Linked DNA regions of Homo sapiens: region 1 is linked to region 2. Evidence: chromatin contacts called from ENCODE Hi-C or POLR2A ChIA-PET data. All regions are on one chromosome and are shown on one strand. The core of a region is the stretch at or near the end of the contact, and the rest is flanking DNA. Distances in the headings are between cores, read along the strand shown. Region 1 overlaps MCTP2 (multiple C2 and transmembrane domain containing 2). Region 2 overlaps LOC124903558 (a long non-coding RNA gene).

Region 1 (6,778 bases), core at 846-3,345, 1.5 Mb before region 2:
CCCTTTAGGCAATAACTATTTTCAGAACTGTATCTCTCCTTTTAGAAAGAAGAATCAGGTAATGAACATAATGCAAACCAGACAAGATGAAATAGACAAGATTTTTTTGGTTTTTTGGTTTTTAGTTTTTTAAGGCAAGCGTGATTTAAATAGGGTTTTCGGTAACTACCATTGTCACCTCTACTAAATGGTGTTTCTCTTGGGAAAATTCATTAACTATTAATTTCAATAAAGGATCTCATCTGTCTCAAGTCACTCTTACATTTACAAACTACACCATGCATGCACCACTTCCTTTTTACTTACTCTGGCACATTCAAATAATTTGCATTTTCAGAAGTAGACACAGATGCTTTTTTGTGGACCCAGGTGATGGGGCAGAGGCAGGATAAAAAGATTTGCATGTCCTTTGAGAGAGGAGTCACTCATAATTAGAAAAGAAATTCAAACTCACAATATAGAAATAAATCTGTTTACCATAACCTGGGCTTAGAGAAATCTGGATAACTGAAGCATTCATTTAGTTGTGACATTATTAAGTAACCAAGGAATTAGAAACCCTCCTGGGATTTGAGCACATAAATGTTCAATATGTGGCCAGGCACAGTGGCTCACACCTGTAATCCCAGCACTTTGGGAGGACGAGACAGGCAGGTTACTTGAGGTCAGGGGTTCGAGACCAGCCTGGCCTACATGGTAAAACCTCATCTCTACTAAAAAAAAAAAAAAAAAAAAATGACATGGTGGCAGGTGCTGTACTCAGGAGGCTGACACAAGAGAATTGCTTGAACTCAGGAGATGGAGGTTGCAGTGAGCCCTGAGAAGATCGCACCACTGCACCCCAGCCTGGGCGGCAGAGCATGATTCCATCTTAAAAAAGAAAATGGGCCAGGCACGGTGGCTCACGCCTGTAATCCTGACACTTTGGGAGGCCGAGGAGGGCAGATCACAAGGTTAAGAGTTCAAGACCAGCCTGGCCAACATGGTAAAACCCCGTCTCTACTAAAAATACAAAAATTAGCTGGGCATGGTGGCACACACCTGTAATCCCAGCTACTCAGGAAGCTGAGGCAGGAGAATCGCTCGAACCTAGGAGGCAGAGACTGCATTGGGCCGAGATCATGCCGCTGCACTCCAGCCTGGGTGACAGAGCAAGACTCCGTCTCAAAAAAAAAAAAAAAAAAAAAAAAAAAAAAAAAAACAACAAAGAAAATGACAACAAATATTTTTAAAATGTGATAGTTCTGAAAAAGCCCAAACAATTTTTCTTTGTAATGCTACCAGGGCATTGTAGGGAACATACACCACTGTTACCACACGCAAAATATATGGGAGATAAGGTTGAATTTTGTCTAATCTAGCATCTACCCTCAAAATTCCTCCTTTCAATGGATGCTAGGAATCTGCTTTCAAAGCCTGACTTGGCTTCTTACAAATTCATCAACTCAGTGGTCAAATCAGACAAGGGTCCTGCCTTTGGGAAGCTAGTGTTCCCATGAGGATATATATGTTTGAAGAGGGATGAAGCCATCCCACAGAGGATGAGGGAGCATGTGAGCAGAGACTTAAGTGACAAGAATGAGAAACACTATTTGAGAAAGAGGATTCCAAAAATAGGAATGGATCCATGCAAAGCCCCAAAGCCAGAACATGTTCCTTGCTTCTAACAGCAAAGAGGTCAACAGAGCCAGATCTGCCTGATCTATCAGTGACAGAATAAGATGATGTCAGAGAAGGGATGAGGGCCAGCAAAGACTTGAGGTTTTATTTTAAGTGAATTGGGAAGTCAGGGAGGAGAGGAGGTGAAGGTTGGTCAGAGGATTGATTGATTTGATTTGTCATGGATTTTCAAAGGATCATAGTGTCTGCTGTGTGGAATATGTTCCACGCAGGACGAGTCCAAGGAAGAAGACCAGTGGAAGGAAGGAGAAGTATCAAAGGTTCTTTGATTTATGATTTGTTTCTTCATTTTTAGCTTCCTGGTTATTCAGATTTCAGCATTGCTGGAAATACAAAACTATACACCGTATCTCACATTAACCACTGCCTGTTGGGTCCACTCAGGAAAGAGGAACATGGGCAAGTTGTGCTTCTTTTCAGAAAGGTCCCTTACTTCTCTAAGTCTCTTGCTCACAGAAAAGACCCAATTCTTGTGATGGTCTGCCTTCCTGATACTCACTCATGACATCAAAATAGCCTCTCAATTTAAACAACATCATGCAAAGTTTTGCAGCTATGTACTGAGACTGGCTATCTGAAAGGAGTCCCATATTTTGTAGGAGAACAGCTTAAGGACAAAGTTTAGTATATCATCAATAAAAGTTGTTATTCATCCAACAGACATGGGGAGGAGGGTGGTATATTTTATTCCTACTACAGGTTGAGTATCCCTTATTCAAAATGCTTGGGACCAGAGTATTTCTGATTTCAGATTTTTGTAGATTTTGGAACATTTGCATATACATAATGAGATGTCTTGGGGACAGGACCCAAGTCTAAACACTAAATTAATGTTTCATACACACCTTATATACATAGCCTAAAGGTAATTTTATACAATATTTCAATAATTTTGCACATGAAACAAAGTTTCGGCTGCATTTTGACTGTGACCCATCACACAGGGTCAGGTGTGGAATTTTCCACCTGTGTCATTATGTCTGCACTCAAAAGCTTTTGGATTTTGCAACATTTTGTAGTTCAGGTTTTTGCATTTGGGATTTTCAGCCTACAGATGTCAAGAAAATTCTGAGCACCAAAATGGAGCTGTGAGGAAAAGACAAAAGTTTTTATGCGACATCTGAGTAAATAAAAGTCATCCCTGCTAAAAATCAGATTGTGCTTCATTAACAGAAGTAAGTACAACTGTAAAGTCAACAAAAAAAATTTTCCTAAGAGCATTCCATAGTTGCTAAACAATGTAATAACTCCCTACTGTTGAATGATTTCTTTCATTCCTACCAACTTTCCTAGCTCTACTTCATTTCCCCTGCTTCCTGAGCAAAGATCACTAGGATACTCAATTGTGAAACTGCCTCGGCTTCAGAATAGCACTCAGTACAGAGTTGACCACGGCTTCTGCTGGTCCACCCTTAATGCCACTCAGCATAAGCCCAAAGCCCTCCTCCACTCTCTCCTACCAAATATCCCAGGATTCTTCACGAGATGCAACGTCCCTTCCTTGGCCTACAGGCATGTTTTTAGAGGTCTTTATGTAAATAGGATTTATCACTACTCAAGAAAGGCAAGTATGCATAAAATTAATTATTAAAATACTTATGTCAGTCATAAGTGCTATGACGAAAGTCAAACTGCTAAAAAGTTAATAATCTAGCCATCTATATCTAAATGGTTGCTAATATCATAGATCTCATTTACACAGAATAAAACCCTCTCTCTAGATTTGATACTAGAAACACTACGAAAACTAAAGAGATCTTCCATTCTACATTATATTCCTTCTATAATCAATCTAAACTCTTTCTATATTAGGTCTCTAAAGCACCTGTTAGATCAAGTTGGAAACTTAGCCATCTTCCCTAAAGATGTATTTGAAATCATTTATGCCCCAATTAGATGGGTCATCTCATAAACTAATTGGGGTATAGTTATATGATCAAAGTGTTAAGGACTATTTCTCAAAATTATTAATTGATGTTATCTCCTAAAGTTTGTCTTTAGGAAAAGGAAGAAGAACAGGTCTGATCTTCCAATAGAAAACTTCTAAAAAATTGTGTCTCCATAAATCCCAGCTTTGCCAAGCCCTGTGTCACATTCATTGACCTTTCCCATGCGTAACACATCTTTTAATAAAATGCCAGATAAAAAGAAACACATCTGAAAACTTCAAGCTTTAGAGGAATAATACAATGACATTGTTTAAATTCTAAGCAAATTGACAGTTTGGAAATTCTCTTTTGCGAAGTCATTAGTTTCTAAGTACTCATCAATCATTTAAGGTTGTAATCAATGACAAATTAATGCTTACTCTCATAAGGACAAGTATAAAATTTAAATTCATTTATTCATTCATTCACAGCAAGTATGTCTCCAACTCAGTATTTATCAGAATATAAAATGTGTGTCTTCTTAAGCGTTAGATAGCTGAGTTGCACTGAGCTCAATTTCATCCACATATGAATTGCTGCAAAAAAATCAAACCAGTGGCCACATTTGTGATATTTCCAAATGAAGTGGATAATTTAGGGATATAAATAGTGGCCCTTTGTTTGGCAGTGACTAAGTGCAGGCACTGTCTTCTTGTCCATGAGTTTTCTAATTCCTCACAAATGTTAACAGAGCTGAGTAAAAATACCAATCCTATGTAAGAAGAAATCAAGGGTTATAAACATGAAGCAACTTGTCAGCCAGTATGTATTAGTGCCAGGATTCGAACCAGGTTCTCTCTGACCACAACATCTGTGCTTATACCTTAGGCTAGATTGCCATCCCTACGTAACTGGGATCACCAAATCTCTACTCTGGGCAAAGCAGTCATCATTCTAAAATAAGAATTTAAAAACCTGAAGAGACACTGTATAATAATTATTAGTGCATCACAATGGGAAATGGTAAAGAAAATTACAAAGGCTGATCAGAAAGTGATGCAATTCAAATATGCTAGGAAATAAGAAGCAATAATAAACAGAAGCAATCAAGAATATTCCAATGCTATGACGAAAACATTTGCTGTTGCCAATCAAATATCGAGGTATTCACAGCTTTCTAACATGTCACCCACCACAGTCTCATCCTCTATGTACACATATGTGCAACCTTGATCTATACCATTTGAAATTAGAGTCATTGAAAGTGAAAGTAAACAGTGTGCTCTGGAGCATCAAGGATCATGTAAAAAGCAGATGTGTTTCAACCCACCATTGAGCTATACTACCACCAGATTTTTTTTTTTAAGCTGATGAGAAAACTGTTTCAGTCTCTGGAGTTTAATGGTTACACTTGTGTGATACTGCAGTAGAATTAGGTCTGTCACATGCAACGATGTGAAACTTACATTTTGTGCATTAAAAAAAAAAAGAGAGACTTTAAGAGAGAGACTATTACAGTATCCTTTAGTTCCCCTAGGCATTAGCTCAAGGAATAAAATACACACCCCATTTATTCTCCTGAGGCACTCAGAGTACAGTAGGAGAAGCAGATAGCAAAGCAATTCCAACAGTGTTGTGTGATCTAGGAGGTGTTAAGAATGAGATGCTAATGCAGTACCTAGTTGATGCATTAATCCAGTGTGATAAAGGCTAGACCACAAAAAAATGTAACTAGAATGACAATGAAGGGACTGAGAAGCTGAATTTTGTAATTTGCTGATTATATGTGTTGGAGAGGAATAGGGAGCAGGCAGCAGCAGGTGTTTAAGTTGCCTAGATAGGCCAGAGGTAATATGGTGGAACCACCAATTAACACAGGGAAAGAGGAGCAAGAGCCATTTACAGAAGGTAAGGTGGAAGACTGATAAGTTATCAAAGTTGAGACACACTATATAGTCTAACTGGATATTCAAGGTGGGAGTTCAGAGCAAAATCTGAGATGGAAATGTGGAAGACAGGAACCGTCTCTCCTCAAACAAGTGTGTAAAGTGAAAAGCAAACAAGGCTGGGTGCTGAACCACAGGAATAATTAACTTTTAGTGGCAGCACAGAGGAAAGAGAGAGGAAGTTTCAAGGAGTAAGCAACAATTGCAAATGTTGCAGAAAAGTCAGCTGAGGGAAGCAGAGGTGCCCCCAACTTGTTTGGTTACTGGGAGGGCAGCAGACACCTCGGGGACACAGAAGCCAGGCTGTAATGAGCTGGGAAGCCAGAAAAGCAAGGTATGACAAGAGATAAGATAAAATAAACAACATTTAATTAAGATATGCTAATTTTTAATCAAATTTATAAATAAGTAGAAATTGTAAATAAGGTTCAGATATTAACCACAGATCCTCCAAAAATTTCAAAATTACCTGTTTCCCTTATATCATACTTTTCATGTCTTATTTTGATGGCTGGTAACCCTACCTAGGTCTGAAGAGAATCTAAGTTACACTTATAAGTTTAGGTGACAGATTACAAACTTTAGAATTAGAAAAGTTTAAGCTGTGATACCTTGTTTTTACTTTGAGACCAAAAAAAAAAAAATCTGTAAACCAGAGGCATGAATAAAAAATTTGTGGTTTATTTTTCTCCACTCTGTGTCACCTCATGAGGGGATCAGCACTTACCACAGCACAGCCTAATTAACTGTTGTCAAACAGAATTGAAGGTCAAATGGCTAATTAAAGATGGAGACATTACTAGAATCCAGATCTTTTGATCTGCCAGGTAATTTTCTTACAATGACAATTCAAAAGGTCATGTCTTACAACTGTAGTAAGCTCTGTAAAAACGTTATACTCAATATCACTAATTCTTAGGGAAATGTACATGGAAATTATGAGACACACTTTAAACTCACTAGAATGGCTATCAACAACAACAAAACAGAAAATGGCAAGTGTTGGCAAGACTCTAGAGAGATTGGAACCCTAGTGTGCTGTTGGTGGAAATGTAAAATGGTACAGCCGCTATGGAAAAATGATGTAGCAGTTCTTCAAGAAAATAACCATAGAATCATCACATAATCTAGCAATTCCACTTCTGGGTATCTGCCCAAAAGAAACGAAAGCAGGGACTTAAATAATTGTACACCGATGTTCCTAGCAGCACTATTTGCAATAGGCAAAAGAAGCAATTCAAGTGTCTACGAATGAACAAAATGCGATAAATACATACAACATAT
Region 2 (6,015 bases), core at 3,190-5,689:
CACTAGACATTGAGGTTCTCAGATAGTCCTCCAGCCAGGCAGCATCTCCAATGTCGGGGAGCTCGTTGGAAATGCCAGTGTTAGGAGTCTATCCCGGACCTTCTAAATGGGAAATTCTGAGGACGGTGGCGGGTGGGGCCCGAGAAGCTGTGATTACTAGGCAGCAAGGTGATTCCGAGGCACACTGAAGACCCCTTTCCCTCACAGCCCTTCTCAGGGTAAGGAAAGGGAGACTTGTCTTTATTGAGTGCTGATTCCATGGCATTTTGCATAATTCTGTGATGTAATCCTCCCTACCACTCTTTTATAGAAGAGGAAACTGTAGCTCAAACTTTCCATGAATTTAGAGTGCCAATATTTATGTAAAATGATACGATTGTATGTGCCTTTTGCTTGTACCATGTATGCATAAAATATCTCTGGAAGAATATTCAGGTGTTAACATAGTTTTACCTCCGGGGAGAGAAGGATGTAGGTTGCTAGGGTGACTGAGTTGGGATTTTTTTTTTTTTTGGTAAGATTTAGTAACTTGTGGCCGGGCGCGGTGGCTCACGTTTGTAATGCCAGCACTTTGGGAGGCCGAAGCGGGCGGATCACAAGATCAAGAGATCGAGGCCGCGCGCGGTGGCTCACGCCTGTAATCCCAGCACTTTGGGAGGCCGAGGCGGGCGGATTACGAGGTCAGGAGATCGAGACCATCCTGGCTAACACGGCGAAACCCTGTCTTTACTAAAAATACAAAAAATTAGCCGGGAGTGGTGGCGGGTGCTTGTAGTCCTGGAGGCTGAGGCAGGAGAATGGCGTGAACCTGGGAGGCGGAGACTGCAGTGAGCCGAGATCGCGCAACTGCACTCCAGCCTGGGCAACAGAGCGAGACTCCGTCTGAATAAAAAAAAAAAGAAATTGAGATCATCCTGGCCAACATGGTGAAACCCCGTCTCTACTAAAAATACAAAAATTAGCTGGGCGTGGTGGCACGCGCCTGTAGTCCCAGCAGCTCGGGAGGCTGAGGCAGGAGAATCTCTTGAACCCGGGAGGTGGAGGTTGCAGTGAGCCGAGATGGCGCCACTGCACTCTAGCCTGGGCAACAGAGCGAGACTCCCTCTCAATAAAAAAAAAAAATTTAGTAACTTATGAATTTGGACCATGTGAACCTATTACTTGTTCCAGGTAAAACTGAACAGTTGAAAAGTATGCTGGGCTAGGCGTAGTGGCTCAAGCCTGTAATTCCAGCGCTTTGAGAGGCCGAGGTGGGAGGATCGCTTGATTTCAGGAGTTTGAGACCAGCGTGGGCAACGTAGACCCCTATCTCTATTTTTAAAATATACTCTAAAGGCCGGGTGCGGTGGCTCAAGCCTGTGAGGGCCGGGCACCGTGGCTCCCAGCACTTCGGAAGGCTGAGGCGGGCGGATTGCCAGAGGTCAGGAGTTTCAGACCAGCCTGGCTAACGTGGTGAAACCGCCTCTCTACTAAAAATACCAAAAAAAAAAAAAAAAAAAAAAAAAAAAAGAAAATTAGCCAGGCATGGTGGCGCATGCTTGTAGTCCCAGCTACTCGGGAGGCTGAGGCAGGAGAACCACTTGAACGGGAGGCAGAGGTTGCAGTGAGCCGAGATTGCGCCACTGCACTGCAGCCTGGGCAACAGAGGGAGACTCCGTCTCAAAAAAAATAAAAATTATCTATCTATCTATCTATCTATCTACCTACCTACTTACATACATACACACTAAGATCTACCTACCTGCCTACCTACATACATACACACTAAGAACAGTATTAGAACTAAAACCAGAATTTGAATTGAGGTCTGACTGGCTCCGGATTCCATATCCTCTCATGATTACACATGAAAAACTGTTTTAAACATAAAATGCTCTGCCGGGCGCGGTTGGTCACGCCTGTAATCCCAGCAGTTTGGGAGGCCGAGGCCGGTAGATCACTTGAGGTCAGGAGTTCAAGACCAGCTTGGCCAATATGGTGAAACCCCATCTTTACTAAAACTACAAAAATTAGCTGGGCGTGGTGGCACGTGCCTGTAGTCTCAGCTACTTGGGAGGCTGAGGCAGGAGAATCGCTTAAACCCAGGAGGCAGAGGTTGCAGTGAGCTGAGATAGTGCGACTGCACTGCAGCCTGGGCAACAGAGACTCTGCCTCAAAACAAAAAAGCTCTATAAATTTCAGGTGTTGTTATTAATAATGAAATATTAAATTATTTCTTAGGGCCAGGCACCATGGCTCATGCTTGTAATCCCCACACTTTGGGAGGCCAAGGCAGGAGGATCGCTTGAGCTCAGGAGTCAAGACCAGCCTGGGCAACATAGTAAGACCTCATCTCTAAAAAAAATAAATAAACTATTTCTTAGAAATGTAGTTCCTGTTTAGACCTTTGAACAATGACCATGTCTAGTGGTCTCTCCATAGCACATGATGTATAAAATTGTTCTTATTTTCATTACTAACAGCTACAAAATAACTATAAAGTAGATCATAAATATGCCATATGTAAATATGTATACATAGTGCTTTTATTTTTATGTGGAATCTAAATCAAATATGTGAAGAGCTTCTTGGGTTGGGCATTTATTCTGCCACTTTTTAAGGGGCATTGCAAAGGCAATTCAGGGCTTTGTGACTTTGGACATGTAACTTAACCTCTCAGCGCTTCAGTTTGCTCCTTTGTAAAACAGATTTGTAAAAAGTGCTTGTTCCAGGCTGGGCTTGGTGGCTCACTCCTGTAATCCCAGCACTTTGGGAGGCTGAAGCAGTGGATCGCCTGAGTCCAGGAGTTCGAGACCAGCCTGGGCAACAAGGTGAAATGCCCTCTCTACTAAAATTACAAAAATTAGCTGGGTGTGGTAGCGTGTGCCTGTAATCCCAGCTACTCTGGGGGTGCTGAGGTGGGAGGATCGCTTGAGCCCAGGAGGTCGAGGCTTCAGTGAGCCCAGATGGTGCCATTGCACTCCAGCCTCGGCAACAGAGTGAGACCCAGTGTCAACAAATATATAAGTAAACAAATAAATAAATACATAAAGTACTTGCCTGTAGGCTTGTTGTGAGGTTGGATTGTGTCACGGTATATACCTTATTTGGAATATTGCTTGGCACAGTCATTGTTAGATAAATAAAAAAAATCAAAAGAGATGTAGAAATAGAAGTTTGATGAGAGTTCAGAGGAAAAAGATTTCTTTTTCTTTTTTTCCTGAGGCGGAGTCTTACTCTGATTCCCAGGCTGGAGTGCAGTGGCACGATCTTGGCTCACTGCAACCTCTGTCTCCTTGGTTCAAGCGATTCCAGAGGAGAAAGATGTTAATGTTTGTTTTGTACCTAGAACCTCATCGCTGGATGGGATTGTAAAGATCTGTGACTATTTTACACATTTGTTCTTTTTTTTTTTTTTTTGAGACAGAGTCTTGGTCTGTTGCCCATGCTGGAGTGCAGTGGTGTGATTTCGGCTCACTGCAACCTCTGCCTCCTGGGTTCAAGTGATTCTCCTGCCTCAGCCTCCTGAGTAGCTGGGATTACAGGTGCACGCCACCAAGCCTGGCTAATTTTTGTATTTTTAGTAGAGACGAGGTTTCACTCTGTTGGTCAGGCTGGTCTCGAACTCTGACCTCAGGTGATCTACCTGCCTCGGCCTCCCAAAGTGCTTGGATTACAGGTGTGAGCCACTGCACCTGGCCTCCCATTTATTCTTAGCAGTAACAGTTGGTCCCTGAAATTAGGAAACTGACTCTATTGTGATCTTCCAAGAGCTACATTGTCCAGCCCCTGGGCCTGTACATCCTTATGGAGTGAAGACTGACAGTTTTCCCTTAGGTCAGTGGAGCTACAGTGGCGTGTTGGAGTCAGCTGCTCAGAATGATGATGCACTTTTCTTTCCAACTTTGGTTTCAATGACATCATGTTGGTAGCTTGAAACTGGCCATAGCAGGGGTATTTACACCACAGGAATAGGTAAACACTACATATTAAGGCTTTTCCCCTTGGAGATGCCTTGTTAAATATTTACCAACACTCCACTGCCTGTTACAACACAGCAAAAGCCCCTCTGAGAGAAGGCCAGAGAATGTACCTAACTCCTCCCAGGTTGTCCAGTGTTTCATTGTCCCTGGACTGAAGAGTCCCTCAGTGGCCTTTGCTGAGATATTTCAACACCCTAGTCTCTTAAACTGTAAACAAAGGAGAGTCATGAGTTATTTCTGGGTGAGTCAGTCCAATATTGCACAAGCATTTCTGGGGGTAGTAGAGGGGAGGCAAGAGGGAAACTGGGTAGGCTGGGGAGCTATCTAACTGCCCAAGACACTTGAATCCTAAACAAACGGGAACTAAATGAGAGGTGGGAGGGACATAGTCTTTTCTGACGGGAACTGTCTGTGACTCATTCTCTTTCAGGAGTCAGAAACTCCAAAACCTGTGGGAGTGGGGAGGGGCGAGCAGTGCGGTTTTTAGAGAGGTGTGGAGTTATTATAGGGACTCTTAAAATTCTTCTCCCTTGCTCAGTGTGGTGACTCATACCGGTAATCCCAGCACTTTGGAAGGCAGAGGCAGGAGGTTTGCTTGAGCCTAGAAGTTCAAGACCAGCCTGGGCAATGTAGCAAGACCCCAACTGTATAAAAAATAAAAATAATTAGCCAGACATAGTGGTGCATGCCTGTAGTCCCAGCTACTTGGGAAGCTTAAAAATCTACCTCCATTTAACCTGGTAGATTTGGGGATGTGTGTGGTGGGCTGAATAATGGTCTCCCAGTGATATCCCAATATGTGGAAACTGAATGTTACTTTATCTGGCAAAAACAACAAAAACCAAAACACAGGCAGGGCAAGGTGGCTCACACCTGCAATCCCAGTGAGACTCTGTCTCAAAGAAAAAAAAAAACAAAAAAACAAAACCCCAACAACTAGGGCTTTGCAAATGTGCAGGTGTGTAAGTTAAAGATCTTACTTTTAAAACAATTTTATTTTAGGGTGTGGTGGCTCACACCTGTAATCCCAGCACTTTGAGAGGCCGAGGTGGGCAGATCACCTGAGGCTGGGAGTTCGAGACCAGCCTGACCAGCATGGAGAAACCTTGTCTCTACTAAAAATACAACAAAGTTAGCCGGGTGTGGTGGCTCATGCCTGTAATCCCAGCTACTTGGAAGGCTGAGGCAGGAGAATCACTAGAACCCAGGAGGCGGAGGTTGTGGTGAGCCAGGATCGTGCCATAGCACTCCAGCCTGGGCAGCAAGAGCGAAACTCCGTCTCAAAAAAAAAAAAATTATTTTATTTTATTTTATTTTGAGATGGAGTCTTGCTTTGTAGCCCAGGCTGAAGTGCAGTGACATGATCTCGGCTCACTACGCCCAGCTTAATTTAAGGATCTTGATGCCGGGCACGATGGCTCACGCCTGTAATCCCAGCACTTTGGGAGGCCGAGGCAGGTGGATCACTTGAAGTCAGGAGTTCAAGACCAGCCTGGCCAACATGGTGAAACCCCACCTCTACTAAAAATTCAAAAATTAGCCGGGCATGGTGGCACATGCCTGTGGTCCCAGCTACTTAGGAGGCTGAGGCAGGAGAATCACTTGAGCCCGGGAGGCGGAGGATGCAGTGAGCCAAGACTGCGCCACTGCACTCCAGCCTGGGAAACAGAGCGAGACTCCATCTCAAAAAAAAAAAAATATCTTGAGATGGGGAGATGATTTTGGATGATCAGGGTGGGCCTTAAGTGTTATCACATGTATCTTCCTAAGAGGGAGGCAGAGGAAGGCTTGTCTACACACACCAGAGAATTTCTGCCACAGAGACTGGAGTGAAGTATCATCCATGAAGCAAGGAACTCCAAGGACTGCCACCAACACCAGAAGAAAAAGCCATGGAACAGAGGGTCTCCTCTGGAGGCTTCAGAAAGAGCATGGCCCCAGCCGGGCATGTTGGCACATGCCTGTAATCCCAGCACTCTGGGAGGCCAAGGTGGGTGGATAATTTTGAGCTCAAGAGTTCAAGATCAGCATGGGCAACATAGCAAAACTACAT

What was found. Hi-C counts contacts between places; a loop is a spot of excess contacts on that map. ChIA-PET counts read pairs that join two places held with the same protein, here RNA polymerase II (POLR2A). Pooled maps may share reads with other maps.
Region 1: a loop to region 2 is called in a map with no recorded cell type, with 2.4 times the contacts of the local background. The contact joins two enhancer-like sites. A Hi-C loop is called at or near these places in 4 of 37 single-sample maps with no recorded cell type and 1 of 50 pooled maps. POLR2A ChIA-PET finds 5 or more read pairs at or near these places in 1 of 52 experiments (OCI-LY7).

The regions. Positions count from the first base shown.
Region 1 is chr15:94,251,993-94,258,770 of GRCh38, reverse strand. The region is part of intron 1 of MCTP2 (multiple C2 and transmembrane domain containing 2); the gene reads right to left. Among named protein-coding and RNA genes, the nearest start is that of MCTP2, 24 kb to the right of the region's middle. Within about 2 kb of position 2,095, at least 2 of the 41 ENCODE cell types and tissues checked have a DNase peak (open chromatin) inside an H3K27ac peak, as active enhancers do.
Region 2 is chr15:92,802,320-92,808,334 of GRCh38, reverse strand. LOC124903558 (a long non-coding RNA gene) reads left to right here. Exons shown (of 2, transcript XR_007064767.1): 2 at 1-430. Among named protein-coding and RNA genes, the nearest start is that of CHASERR, 78 kb to the left of the region's middle. RefSeq lists an enhancer at 3,844-3,893. Within about 2 kb of position 4,439, at least 34 of the 41 ENCODE cell types and tissues checked have a DNase peak (open chromatin) inside an H3K27ac peak, as active enhancers do.